Linked DNA regions of Homo sapiens: region 1 is linked to region 2. Evidence: read pairs that join two places in POLR2A ChIA-PET (ENCODE). Cell type or tissue: OCI-LY7. All regions are shown on one strand.

Region 1 (2,500 bases), 240 kb after region 2:
TGGTCTCGAAATCCTGACCTCAGGTGATCCGCCCGCCTTGGCCTCCCAAAGTGCTGGGATTACAGGCATGAGCCACTGCGCCCAGCCACTCTTGAACTTTTTAACCAGTTAATTCTAGATATAGCTCTAAAGGCAGGAGAAGGAGTGAGTTTATTATCTGACACACCAGTGTATAGAGAAAGCACTAGCCTGGGGTTCAGGAGACAAGGGTCCTAGACTGACTTGACCTTGCCTCAAGCCAGCTGTATAATCTGGGTTAATCAGGTAGCTTCTCTGTTTATTGTCTTTCAAATAGGAACATTTACTAGATTATTCACCCAGGAGAAAGATTTAGAAAAGTGTGCTCCCTGACCAAAAAGTAGAAGTAAATGAGAGGCAGTGGGATGTAGCAAATGTAAAAAGTATGTACTTTGACCCTGAAGCTCAGTGTAGGCACTTTACAGAGCCTTGCTTTCCTCATCTGTATAATGCGGATAATACCTACTCATGGGTTTGTTGTGGGAATTAGAGAAATTATGTATATAAAGTGCCTGCTTTGCATCAGTAAGTACTCAAAAAAATCCAATTCCTTTATCTCCTCCTTTCAATACTTACCCAGGGTTCGAGAGAAGACAGGAAGTGCTGAGCTTAGGACCAGGAGACAGACACAGTTCCCAATTATCTGGGTGGAAGCAGGGAAAGGAGAGGTGAGGGTGGAAGAGCTGCAGGCACCTAGTGCCCATCCACACCCCCCGGGAGCTTCCCTTACTCCCTCCCAGCTACCTGCGTCATGGCAGTGTCGTGCCATCTGGGCCGCAGGCTCCGGAAGAGTGGAGAGCTATAGAAGCCCACAACTGAGGACACCATTAGGTAACTGCCACTGCATTAAGGAAGAACTGGCTGGCTCCAAGAATTAATAACTCATCTCAAAGGGAACAGAGCTCTCTCCCAGCCCACTTCTTTTTTTTTTTTTGAGACAGGGTCTCACTTTGTCACCCAGGCTGGAGTGCAGTGGTGCGATTTCAGCTCACTGCAACCTTGACCTTCTGGGCTTAAGCGATCTTCCCACGTCAGCCTCCCACGTAGCTGGGAATGCAAGCACGCACCACCACGTCTGGCTAATTTTTTGTACTTTTTGTAGAGGCCGGGTTTCACCATGTTGCTCAGGCTGGTCTTGAAATCCTAAACTCAAGCAATCTACCCGCCTCAGCCTCCCAAAGTGCTAGGATTACAGGTGTGAGCCACTGCACCTGGCCTCTTTTTATTTTCTTCTGATCAGATTCTACTGAACCACCAGCCCTCCTTTCAAATTAAGTCTTTTCCTTCTTTCTGAACCTGAGGTTGATGAAAACTTGCCCCACTTCCCATCAGCGTTGCTCAGAGTCCCAAAGGAGACAAAGTCCAAGAAGTGCTCGGTCTAGAGTCCCAGGAGACAGGTTTGCTGAACAGAGGCAATGATGGGTTTCCAGAAGGATACAAGATGAGTACAACCTGAATGACGGCACCAAAGGAGCCCAGCTTGGAGAAGGAGACCTGGCCTAAGGAGGTACCCTGAGGAGTGGGGCAGTATCACTGTGAGCATTCCCCACCATCAGCACTACCCGGCACCCAGCCTTCCCACTGTCCTCAGCTTCTGCCTCCTCTCCCCAGCTGTTCTTAGGCCCTCCCCAAAGGATATGGTGGGAGGGCAGCCTGGTACCTGCATGCCTCGGGGCATGGCAGCCTCATCGATGAGCAGCTCCAGGATGTGGATGGCCACAATGAGCACAGACAGGCCCTGTGTGAGGCAAGGTCAGACTCCCATTCCACCCCAGACCACAGCTGGACCCAGAGCTAAAGGAATGGGCAGACTCTGGTCCAACATTTTCAGTTTCCAAGACTAGCTCTGCTTCCAATGAGCTATATGGGACCTCATCAAGGCTGCTATTAGCAACAGAGTGCCTTTGAGGATATTATAAGATACATCTCCTCTAGATGGAAGGATTGCAAAAAGGCTGAATAGGAAAAGGCATCTCTCTTCCTTCAACTGATGAGATCTATAACTGAGTCCATAGGGGAATCGACTGAATTTCAATGTTTATTATTTTAATGCCAGGGCAAACCTGCACAACTCCTCACTGGCCCTGTGTCTTTGGGCAAGTCACTCAACTCTGTCTCTTCGTCTACAAAATGGGGATTGATGTGCTCAACATTTGTGCTCACCACAGGCAGGACATAAAAGTAGGCACTCAGTGAGAAGCAACCACTATTACTGATGATAACCAGGTCCCTGCATTGCCTCCCCTCTCCCTGAGAAGGCCTCAAGTACTGAGGGTCCACTCCTCACCTCTAGGGCTGGTATACCTACCGTCAGCACCAGCAAGCACAGCATAGCCAGGGGGTAGCCCAGGTTCCGTTGCCAGGCTGAAGCCTTCCGCCTCTTCTCTGTGCAGGGATGGGAGGCTGTCAGCAAGCACCTGGAACCAGGGGCTACTCTCCTTGGGGAAACCCAGGTATCCCAAGCCCTACGAAGCCACATACC
Region 2 (2,500 bases):
TCCCCCAACCCTATGCTCTCATGCACATAAGAAATTATCCAGGGGTCTTATAAAAAATGCAGATTCCAGGCCAGGTGTGGTGACTCACAACTGTAATCCCAGCACTTTGGGAGGCCAAGGTAGGAGAATCACTTGATGTCAGGAGTTCAAGAACAACCCCGGAAACATACTGAGACCTTGTCTCTACAAAAAATGTTAAAAGATTAGCTAGGCGTGGGGCCCATACCTATAGTCCCAGCTACTAGGGAGACAGGAGGGAGGATCACTTGAGTCCGGGAGGTCAAGGCTGCATAAACAACTATTGTGCCACTGCACTCCAACCTAGGCAGATCACACTTTTTTTTCTTGAAATAGAGTCTCACTCTGTTGCCCAGGGATTACAGGTGTGCACCACCATACCTGGCTAATTTTTTGTATTTTTTGTAGAGACGGGGTTTCACCACGTTGGCCAGGCTGGTCTTGAACTCCTGACCTGAAGTGATCCACCTGCCTCCGTCTCCCAAAGTGCTGGGATTACAGGCATGAGCCACCACACCTGGCCTTTTTTTTTTTTTTTTTTCCTTGAGACAGAGTCTCTCACTCTGTCGCCCAGGTGGGAGTGCAGTGGCACAATCTCAGCTAACTGCAACCTCCATCTCCCAGGTTCAAGCGATTCTCCTGCCTCAGCCTCCTGAGTAGCTGGGATTACGGGTGCATGCCACCACACCCAGCTACTTTTGGTATTTTTAGTAGAGACAGCGTTTTGCCATGTTGGCCAGGCTAGTCCTGAATTCCTGAGCTCAAGTGATCCATCGGCCTTGGCCTCTCAAGTGCTGGGATTACAGGCGTGAGCCACCGCACCCAGTGCCCCTCCTCCTTTTCTTTTTTTTTGAGACAGGGTCTCACTCTGTCACTCAGGCTGGAGTGCAGTGGCATGATCACAGCTCCTTGCAGCCTCAACCTCCTGGGCTCAAGCAGCGGTCCTCCCACCTCAGCATCCTGAGTAGCTGTGACTACAGGCACTCACCACCACACCCAGCTATTTTTTTTTTTTTTTTTTTTTTTTTGGTAGAGACAGTCTTGCTTTGTTGCCCAGGCTTATCTCAAACTCCTGGGCTCAAGCTATCCTCCTGCCTCAGCCTCCCAAAGTTCTGGAATTACAGGCATGAGCCACCTTGCACCTGGCCTCTTTTTTTTGTGTGTGTGAAATTCTAACAAACACCTCTAATGATTCTAACGCAGGTGGTCAGAATACAATCTTAGAAATGTGGGCACACACAGGAATAACTCACCTGCTAACTGACAGCATACATCTGGGTAAGCAGGTGCCCACCACCTCTCTCCAGGTGACTCATTTGCTAATTATAACAGCAATTCTCTCTTGCCATAGTGGAAGAATTTGAGCCAGGGCCATATTTCAAGCTGTCTGCCTCTAGCCTTCCTCACTCCACCCCACGACATGCACTTGCATGCGCACACACCTGCTCATAGGAGATGGGCGCCTGCTTCTGGTGGGACAGCTCCATCAGAGTACTCAGGTCTGTTCGCAGGTCTGTCTTGCAGCCAATGAGCAAAACGCGGGTGCTGGGACAATAATCTAGGATTTCTGTCCTCCACTGAGGGGTGGAGCAGGAAGAAGGGTAGGAGAAGGAGGAAGGAAGGAGAGTTAGTGGCAGACAGATACCAGGAGAAGCTTGGCTGGCAACGTCACACACATCACCTCACTCATCACCAGCCCAGTCCTCCCTCTGAGTCACAGCATCACCGTTGCACTAATTACATCATTTTCCTGCCCATGAGGCCTTTGGGGCCCCCAGAGTGCTGACCCAGGAGCCTGTTCCCCCAGTCTATGGCTCAGTCACCAGAGAGGGCACAAGGGCAATTCTCCTCCCACTCTCTGCCAACCATATAGGCATGGATCTGCCCCCTCACCCCAAAGGGCCTCACAAGTCCAGAATGCCAGGGGGAAGCCAACCAGTCTCTTCTCAAGGGAAGAACATGATCCCAGCATCTTCTATACTATGCTAGATACACAAGGTTTCCTAGGACTCCTCAGCATTGGTGGATCTGCCCAGACCTAAGCATTTCATACCAGCAGCTCAGCTCAGACCTGCCTGGCTTGCCCATTCTCAGTGGGACTGGGATCAGGGTCTATAGAAGCTGCCTCCAAAAGGTCCCATGCCTGACCCTCATACCGTATCACCTAAAGGTTCTCTGACTCTCCGTCCTCTGCTTCCTGAGTCTTCAATACCACCCTCCCTTGCGGGGCCTCTGGCAAGGCAGCATGGGATAACAAAAAGGGCGGGAGGCAGTGGGGTAAGGAGACCCAAGTTCCAGTCCCAGAGCTGTAGCTAATGGTGTGGCCTTGGGCAAATCTCTTCCTTCCCTGGCTTCCATTTCTTGATGTTATACAAGAGGGCATTCATGACAAGGTCCCGATTCCTTCTTGGTCCTCATGCTGAGTTAGAGATTAGAGAGTTGATCTAGTCTTACCTTCTTGAGTGCGCTGTCCACTGTCTCT

Evidence for each region. Peaks named below come from ENCODE experiments on the same cell type or tissue, not always from the same donor. Only the 100,000 strongest peaks of a DNase experiment are listed, where the experiment ranks them.
Region 1: POLR2A ChIA-PET joins it to region 2 with 6 read pairs; 4 of 35 experiments call an interaction of 5 or more read pairs at or near these places.

The regions. Positions count from the first base shown.
Region 1 is chr12:49,099,794-49,102,293 of GRCh38, forward strand. LMBR1L (limb development membrane protein 1 like) reads right to left here. Exons shown (of 17, transcript NM_018113.4): 10 at 2,500; 11 at 2,327-2,403; 12 at 1,679-1,756; 13 at 1,457-1,530; 14 at 763-853; 15 at 595-661. Among named protein-coding and RNA genes, the nearest start is that of DHH, 6.2 kb to the left of the region's middle. In OCI-LY7, no CTCF peak of the experiment used is centred here; no DNase peak of the experiment used is centred here.
Region 2 is chr12:48,859,537-48,862,036 of GRCh38, forward strand. RND1 (Rho family GTPase 1) reads right to left here. Exons shown (of 5, transcript NM_014470.4): 3 at 2,473-2,500; 4 at 1,461-1,595. Among named protein-coding and RNA genes, the nearest start is that of RND1, 5.1 kb to the right of the region's middle. RefSeq lists an enhancer at 70-364 and a silencer at 70-364. In OCI-LY7, no CTCF peak of the experiment used is centred here; no DNase peak of the experiment used is centred here; H3K27ac peaks cover 919 bases.